Linked DNA regions of Homo sapiens: region 1 is linked to region 2. Evidence: chromatin contacts called from ENCODE Hi-C or POLR2A ChIA-PET data. All regions are on one chromosome and are shown on one strand. The core of a region is the stretch at or near the end of the contact, and the rest is flanking DNA. Distances in the headings are between cores, read along the strand shown.

What was found. Hi-C counts contacts between places; a loop is a spot of excess contacts on that map. ChIA-PET counts read pairs that join two places held with the same protein, here RNA polymerase II (POLR2A). Pooled maps may share reads with other maps.
Region 1: a pooled map shows a loop between it and region 2 (2.1-fold over the local background). The contact joins two enhancer-like sites. A Hi-C loop is called at or near these places in 1 of 168 maps with a recorded cell type or tissue (ovary), 1 of 37 single-sample maps with no recorded cell type and 2 of 50 pooled maps. POLR2A ChIA-PET finds 5 or more read pairs at or near these places in 4 of 52 experiments (H1, OCI-LY7, Panc1 and 1 more).

Annotation. Positions count from the first base shown.
Region 1 is chr7:141,531,941-141,536,208 of GRCh38, forward strand. The region is part of intron 1 of AGK-DT (AGK divergent transcript); the gene reads right to left. Among named protein-coding and RNA genes, the nearest start is that of AGK-DT, 17 kb to the right of the region's middle. Within about 2 kb of position 1,536, at least 2 of the 41 ENCODE cell types and tissues checked have a DNase peak (open chromatin) inside an H3K27ac peak, as active enhancers do.
Region 2 is chr7:141,583,390-141,588,139 of GRCh38, forward strand. All of the region lies in intron 2 of AGK (acylglycerol kinase), which reads left to right. Among named protein-coding and RNA genes, the nearest start is that of AGK, 34 kb to the left of the region's middle. RefSeq lists enhancers at 974-1,531, 1,532-2,087, 2,581-2,720, 2,646-3,202, 3,760-4,316. Within about 2 kb of position 2,687, at least 7 of the 41 ENCODE cell types and tissues checked have a DNase peak (open chromatin) inside an H3K27ac peak, as active enhancers do.

The sequences.
Region 1 (4,268 bases), core at 286-2,785, 53 kb before region 2:
ATCATTTTACTGTCTCCATAGCCTTGTCTTTCCCAGAACATCATATAGTTGGAATCATACAGTATGTAGCCTTTTCAGATTGGCTTCCTTTACTTGGCAATATGCATTTAAGTTTCCTCCATGTCTTGTCTTGTCTTTTTTTCTTTTTTTTTTTTTTTTTGAGATGGAGTCTCACTCTGTCACCCAGGCTGCAACCTCCGCTTCCTGGGTTCAAGCATTTCTTCTGCCTCAGCCTCCCAAGTAGCTGGGATTACAGGTGCACACCACCACACCTGGCTAATTTTTGTATTTTTAGTAGAAATGGGGATTTCACCATGTTGGCCAGGCTGGTCTTGAACTCCTGACCTCAAGTGATCTGCGTGTCTCAGCCTCCCAAAGTGCTGGGATTACAGGCATGAGCCACAGCACCCAGTCACCTCCATGTCTTTTAATTGATAGGTTGATAGCTCATTTCTTTTCATTGCTGAGTAATATTCCAATTTATAAGTGTATTCCCAACAGACTTTTTACTTAAAAAAAAATGACCAAAGACTACATTGCCTTAGAGTTCAATTAAAATAGTATCAAGAGCTATGCGAAAGAGAAAAAAAAAGGTGAAGAATGGAAGATGGATATGGGAGGATGGACGGAGGCTATAGGCCCTCATGCAGATGTTGTGTTTTGGAGGAGGGAGGGATTCTGGGCTGGTTGTAAATATAAGAAACACAATATATCCACTCTATCCCATCCTTGAAATACAGCTTAGCTGCCAGCAGCCTGATCCCCTAAGTGCAGAGCCTGAGCAGTCACCCTAATGCACCGTACCTGGGTTCGGTACTAATGGCAGATCGAGAAAGAAATGCTAAAGTTATGTGTCTCTCAAACCACAGCACTACTAGCTGTATGCCTGATCCATAAGAGCATGCAATAGGCTGGGTGTGGTGGCTCACGCCTGTAATCCTAGCACTTTGGGAGGCCGAGGCAGGCAGATCACCTGAGGTCAAGAGTTCGAGACCAGCCTGGCCAACATGGTGAAACCCTGTCTCTACTAAAAATCCAAAATTAGCTGGGCGTGATGGCGCGTGCCTGTAATCCCAGCTATCCAGGAGGCTGAAGCAGTGAACCTGGGAGGCGAAGGTTGCAGTGAGCCGAGATCGCACCATTGCACTCCAGCCTGGGTGACGACAGCGAAACTCCGTCTCAAAAAAAAAAAAAAAAAAAAAAAAAAAAAAAAAAAAAAAAAAAAAAAAAGCATGCAGTAGATGCTTGAATGAATGGTTGAAGAAGCACAGGATAGGCCGCCAGACTTGGGGACTGAGGGAAGGTGGAGGGAGGAGGCAGAAAGTGAGGGTCATTAATGATCTTTTCATAAGGCCTTTGAGAGACTATTGCCAGGCCCCAGACCCCCTTTACAAACTGCTGAGCACTGCAGGGGGACTATTTGCGTCAGACTCAAGCCAAGACATCTCCAAGATCCCTGACAATAAAGCAAACACTAGGCTGGCGCTGGCTAATAGAGGAACCCAGAGGGAAAAACGCTTTTCTGTTTATGGACAATTCTCCTTCTACAGCCGGATCTTCAGCGCCACCTAGTGGTGTGCTCTTCAGGCTGGCTGCACTACCAAAGCAACCGACTAAGATTCAAATGCCTTGGTTTAAAGCTGCAAGGATTAAAACTTTCCTCTTAAGGTCTAAGATAAGAGACTATGTGGGCATAATGAGCAAATTGAGAGCTTTAGGATTCACATCAGAGAATTCTAAGTCACAAAACTTAATCTCAGCAATTACATACACAGTTAGTAGTAGGATTTTGTAGTTGCCCATACCGTTTTGCAGTTTTGGACATTGAGTAGTTTTGGACAATGAGGCCAAGATCAAAAGTTAAAGCCGTGCAAAGGAAATGCAGCACCAAGAAGGGAAAAAGAGAATCTGATCCAGCCCCTGCCGCCAGGCAGGGGAAGTGTTATTTCCATTTCATATTTAAAGCAAGTAAAACCCTACGAAATGTCCAAGGTCAAATGTCCAATATATGAGGCAAGAACTTGAATTGTGTGGAGTGTGCCTTTTCTTTTGCTATGCTGCTTCAAAGTACCCCTTTTCTTTCAATATTTGCTTTGTTTTGCTACAATTGCACTGATATTCTCCTACCAATGGATCAATAAGCTTCATTTCTATTCTAAACTCACAAACTACAGTGTTCCCCTAAAGGCTTGGGTCATTCTGTCTGTCTCATGCAGGAACTAGAATTCCCTAGAATGTTCATAATGTGAATGGCAATTCATGTGTTATATATACATTAAATATCTTATGTATAATGTTAACTCATATTCCTTTTACTTGTTAACTGACCTTAAATTAGGTCAGTTTCTATATGTAATACTGTAAATATTAATTAGATTGCAGTTAATTTGTTGATAATTCATGGTGATTATATTAGTTATACAATTCACAATGAAATTTTAAAATCTGCCTTTTCTTTAAGAGAATGTGGTTTGGAATTAAATGGAGAACTTACATTTATTCAGCATCAGATATTGACTAGGTGATTTTACATATACTAATTTAATCTTTATGATTAACACTATGAGGTAAGTCAAATAATTATCTTTATATAGATGAAGAAAGAAAGACAGAAATTGTAAATAACCACCCCTAGATAGACACTAAACAGAAGAGCTGGAAATTGAAAGTGGACTTTCTGTCTTGAAGTCAAGTAGTATTTCTACCAGACCTCTTGAATCCACTAGACTCGAAGTCCAGAAGTCTGAGTTTTATTTCCAACTTAAATACCACATACAATGCTGTGTACTATAATATCCTTTTGAAAATTCACTATGCTCATTTGTATATCCACAGTCCTATTGAATTCTAATATAAACATACATGTTTAGCAACACTCATGGAATTATTGTTCTTTCTCGGGGTTTTTTTTTTTGAGTGTGTACGTATATCTATTAACTCTCCTCTGAAATAGTGCTCTATAAAGCACACAGTGATTAGTGCTGGTCTGGAAGATAATATGCTGGAGAGCCTGATTGGAGCGATCTGGACTAGAGAGATAGCTGTGAACTGAATGAGGATTCAGTCTTCCAAAATAGTCCTTGGGCACACTTGCCAAAAACAGCTCACAGCATAATTTTGTTTTAAAATACTTGTTTGTAACCTTGCTTGTTTAAGAAAGAATTAATGTAGGAGAACAGGATTTCAGTGGCATAATGGTTATCACCAGGGCTCTCAATGAGAATGTAAAACGTATCTATGGCCTCCTCTCTCTTCCTTTCTTTGACATCTCTCTCCTCTTCTTGGATTGCTTCCCGCTCTGCTGGCTCATCTTAACCTGCCCCTCCCAGGGCTTACTGGGTTTCAACGTTACCTCTCACACCTCTTCCGAGTTCCTCAGTGCTTGTCAGTTTGATGTTAGGAAAACAATCTAACCAAATTGATATTCATTATATTATGAGTCCTTTGTGCTTCAGGAGTATTTGTGATGGGAATAATTAAGCCTCCTTTAACTGGAAAATTTCAAATAGCTTCAGGGAGGTTTGGGAGAAAGAGCGTCAATGACTGTCTGAGTCTGTAACCCCAAGCTTGTCTGTTCCATTTTCCTGTGTCACATAGCCTCTGCCAGTGGATTCAGTGCTATTTATACTGGGACTCTCATCCCAGTCCTAAATCTAGCATAGGAGCAGACAGATAGATGCCAAAAAAATACAGCAACGATTCATGATAAAAACTCCCAGAAAACTAGAAATGCAAGAAACTTCCTTAACCTGATGAAGAGCACCTATGAAAAATATATAGCTAAGATAACTCTTAACGGTGAGATTCAGAATGCTTTTCTCCCCAAATCAGGAACTAGACAAGAATATCTACTCTCACCAATTCTATGCAATAGTCCCCTTAAATACTAATTGATAATATAAAGAAATAAAGAGATAAAAAATATTGAGATTGAAAAGCAAAAAGTAAAACTGCCCTTATTTGCATATGACATGATTGCATACATGGAAAATCCTAACAACTACAAAATGTACTATACCAAGGAAGTGTATTTAGTAAAGTTACAGTATCCATTTTTTACATGAATGTAAAAAAAAAAAAAAAAGTATATCTAGGCTGGGAGCCATAGCTCATGCCTATAATCCCAGCACTTTGGGAGGCTGAGGTGGGCAGATCACCTGAGGTCGGGAGTTCGAGACAAGCCTGACCAACATGGAGAAATCCTGTCTCTACTAAAAATACAAAATTAGCCGGGCGTGGTGGTGCATGCCTGTAATCCCAGCTACTCG
Region 2 (4,750 bases), core at 1,437-3,936:
GGAGAGAGAGGGTAGAGACACGGAGAGAAGGGGTGGGGGGGTGCTTGCCTCCCAAGAAAGTGGAGAGAAAAGAGAGGGTAGAGACACGAAGAGAAGGGGTGGGCGGTGCTTGCCCCCCAGGAAAGTGGAGAGAAAAGAGAGGGTAGAGACATGGAGAGAAGGGGTGGGGGGTGCTTGCCCCCCAAAAAATGGTGGTTGCCACTAAGGGTGAAGGATCTAGGAAGGTGTCCCCATGGTTATCAGACACCTCTTAAACATGGGTGAATAATCAAGCAGGCATCCCCACAGTGATTAAACACCAAGGGAAGATTGTCTTCCTGCGTCCGTGACTGGTGCCGGAGTTTTGGGTTCACGGATAAAACATGTCTCCTTTGTTTCTACCAGAAAAGGAAAGGAACTGAAATTAAGAGAAGGTAGAGACGGAAAGATGGCACCAAGATTGAAAGGAGAAAGAGGTTGAGGGATAGTGAGAGAGGTTGGAGAAGAGAGTAAAAAGAGGCCGCTTACCTGATTTAAAATTGGTGAGATGTTCCTTGGGCTGGTTGGTCTGAGGACCTGAGGTTGTAGGTGGATCTTTCTCATGGAGCAAAGAGCAGGAGGACGGGATTGATCTCCCAAGGGAGGTCCCTTGATCTGAGTCATGGCACCAAATTTCACTCGTGTCCATGTGAAGAGACCACCAAACAGGCTTTGTGTGAGCAATAAAGCTTTTTAATCACCTGGGTGCAGGTGGGCCGAGTCCGAAAAGAGAGTCAGCGAAGGGAGATAAGGGTGGGGCCATTTTATAAGATTTGGGTAGGTAGTGGAAAATTATAGTCAAAGGGGGTTGTTCTCTGGCTGGCAGGGGTGAGGGTCACAAGGTGTTCAGTGGGGGAGCTTTTGAGCCAAGATGAGCCAGGAGAAGGAATTTCACAAGGTAATGTCATCAGTTAAGGCAGGGACCGGCCATTTTCACTTTTTTTGTGATTCTTCACTTGCTTCGGGCCATCTGGACGCATATACATGCAGGTCACAGGGGATACGATGGCTTAGCTTGGGCTCAGAAGCCTGACACTCAATGTAAATCTTAAATGTATTGATTGCTGTTATTATGTCTCCCTAAAATGTATAAAAGCAAGCTGTACCCCGACCATTTGGGGCACGAGTACTCAGGACCTCTTGAAGCTGTGTCATGGCTGTGTCCTTAACCTTGGCAAAATAAACTTTCTACATTGAATGAGACCTGTCTCAGATATTTTGGGTTCACACATTTGACCTAAAAATTCCTGAACACAAGTTGGTGTAGTTTTTACTAGTGTAGGAGGCAGTGCTGTATATTTGTCCTTTGCATTTGATAGTAGAATTTTTAGCTGTTTTTCTTTTGCTAAACTTTTCACCATCAGCAATGCAGATGTTGAAATTTTAATGCAATTGCCTCTGTGGCCCTTATTTTCACTCACATCTTCTAAGCACTCTAAGGGGCATTGAAATGAAGACAGCCACCACTTAATATATGGTTGTCAATAGGATTTCTTCCTGACCGTTTATGCTTTCATGACATTAGGAAACTTCTTTGTTGCATTGGGCTTGGGAGAGGTAAGAAGATACAAATTTCTTTGGTAGCAGGTAGTGCATGATGGTGTGGTTTGGAGAACAAGAAGAGATAACCTTGTTTGGTTAAATGGGGAAGACCAGACTGGTAGGCCCTAAAATCCTTTTAAAAATCATTAACATTTTCATTGTTCCCTTGGCTTTCTGACCTGTTACACTGCATACCTTCTATCCAAATGGAGATTCTGTCGGCCGAAAAGATCAAGCATTCTTCCTTAGCAAGATGCATTTCCTCCTGCTGGATCAGCTGTCTTTCTGTCAGAAAGGCAGAGCTGGTCACTATTTTCCCATTATCTGTTTGGGTAGGGAGTCCGGGAAATGGGGAGGGCTATGCAATATATAGTTTAGAAAAGCTCTCTCCCTCTGCACACACTTTTAAGATTCATTTTTGTCTTTGCTCCCATTTCTTTCATTCCTATTGCTCCATGGGCAACCATGGGCACAGCCACTGGCAATATCATGATTAATTATTCTAGGAAGCCTGGATAAGTTGAAGTGGTTGTTATAAACGTCTAAACTTGAAATCTATTTTTTTTAAAGCAAAGACTGTGTTTGCATGCACCAAGGGAAAAGCTGGTGGTAGAAATTGCTGTACAATTTGCCTCTAGACTGTAGTTGGAAATATTCTTTTTGGGAAATAGGACAGATCAAGGTGGTTTTTCTCTCCATGTAAAGTTGCTATTGGAATAACAACTTGTCTTATTTTACAGTCCTAAAGTAATAAATAAAACATTTATGACTTGGAATAAATTGAGAGCATCCCATTACCTATAGTAGCAGGCATGTTCTTATTCTTTTCAAGCCTCAGGCAGAGTGACATCAGCAGATTTTTTTCATTTTCTAATCCAGAGCCTTCTAATTTCTTTCTGTCAAAGAACCTGCATTTTAATACTGAGCAGATCTGCAGGGACCCTTTTTGATATGACTACGTTTTGTAGCACCTCTTTTAAATTGTATTTAACTTCAGTTCTCAGAAGACAGCATGGTGTAGTGGAAAGAACATGGGCTTAGAATTTATAGAGTGTACTTTTTTTTTTGGTTGGCTTGGAAATGAGGTCTTCAGTTCACATTCAGATTCTTGACTCATTAGTAATCTGGAATTTTCTGATGACCACACTCAGAGTTCTTCTAGCTACAGGGCCACTTCTTGTGGTGCTTGTGGTGTGTCAAAAGGAACTCCCCGCTTAGCCTCTTTAGAGGGTACTTCTTCCATTACACTCTACACACCCACACACCCTGGGAGCTTCTTGATCTGGTAACGTTTTTGTGCGTTTGGAATTTTTTAGTTTTTCATCCTGTACTACACCATAATGACTCTTACCCTTGCCCTTTGGTGATTATCACATTGGAGAAACATCCCCGCTCATCTGTGCTTTCAGAATGCCAAATCCTCATACAAAGAATAACCTTCAGTTTCTCCTGCAGGACAAAGCATGCCTGTCTGAGCACAGTGAGTCAATCTCTCCTGTTCAAACATTTGCCACTTATTTATTAAACAAGTATTTACCAAGTACCCTCTATCTACGAGTGTGTGCTGTGGGCTGTGGATGAGAAAATGGTGAATTATCCATGATTTCAAGAAGTCTATAATCTAGGAAGGAAAATAAGAAAAGCAGTTTTTGTGTGGTGGGGTAAGGGCATGGGTTGTATTGTGCTTGGCCTTTTTTAAAAAGGAAGGGATAAAATGATCCAATCCTTGAAGATGTAAAGTTCGTTGTGTCTCTTAAGAACAGCAAAACATGCAGTTTGCCAAGAGCAGAAGCAGCATCAAGGGGGAATGGTGGAAGATAAGGAAAATTTTTCCTCAGTTATCTACCTGATTTTTCCTTTGACTTTCAAATGAAGTACAGGGTCATTTTATTTGAGATTCATTTGGTATTCTCTGTCAACTGTCCATGATCAGGGTATCTCTTCCTCCTACTTTTCACCCTACTCGTATAGATCATCATATCCACTCTCATTCCTTCTATCAACATGTAGCTAAGATTGCTATACAGAACTTCAGACCTGCATTTCCAGCTGTGGCCTAGACACCTCCACCCGGGTTCTCACCCCACCTCGGATAGACAGACCCAGAACTAAGCTCAGTTTCCTCTCTCTCACACTTGCACTTTCTGCTTCATTCCATCTCTGTGAATGGTACTGCCTTCCAGCAATTGCTTAATGCAGGATGTGGGCGCTATCTTTGACCCCTCACCTTTTCTTTAATTCCCACCAGCCATCCCTCAAATTTACCTCCTGAATATCTGTTGAGTCTGTCCTCTTCTCTGTGTCCCCTCTGCCACCATCCTAGTTCCAGTCATCATCACCGACTGTCACTGAGGGAGCCTCTGAAGTTTCACTAGATTCAGTCTTACCTCTGACCAATGCCTTCTTCACACACTGCAGCCAGAATAATCCCTCCAAAATGTAAACCTGGTCACATCAATTCTCTTAAAACCTGTTAATGGCTCCTTATGGCCCTTAGGGTAAAATCCAAATTACTTAAATAGCTGAAAATGTCCTTGGTGACCTGGCCTTTACTGGCTCCTCCCACAGCGGGTGGCCTCCAGCGGTTCCGAACTACTTTCTCTTTCCTAAATTGGCCATGTTCTAGCACTTGTACGCTTTGACATGCTGTTTCTCTTGCCTAGATTCTACTCCCTATTTTTGCCTGGCTACTTTTTATTTTTCCCCTAGATCTCAGCTTCAATGTCATATCCTGTAAAAAGCCTCTAATTCTCTCAAAACTAGGTTAGATGCCCCCATTATGTGCCCCTTTTATGGATTACCTAAAAGTGAAATTGCATCTTGATTACCTGTTGAATTGTCATCGTTCCCTACTAAACTATAAACTTCACTAGGACAGGGAATGTTGGGCTTATTCACCAGCGTGTCCAAGACACCCAGCACAGTGCCTGGCATATTATTTATCAAGAAACATGTTTTACTATGCCACCAATATTTACCAAGAGCTGTTCTTCTTTACCACTTGATCCTAAGCTTCTTCAGGGCAGGACCAAATCATATTTGTGTGCCATAGGCAGCACTTTGTGTTAAATGAGTTTGTTTCAACAACTACCTTCAGAAGCATTATTGCATCTGACCTTTTAAAAAATATTATGTGAGTGTGAATATAAATTGAAAAATTTAAATTAGATGAGACTATGCAATTTAAAAA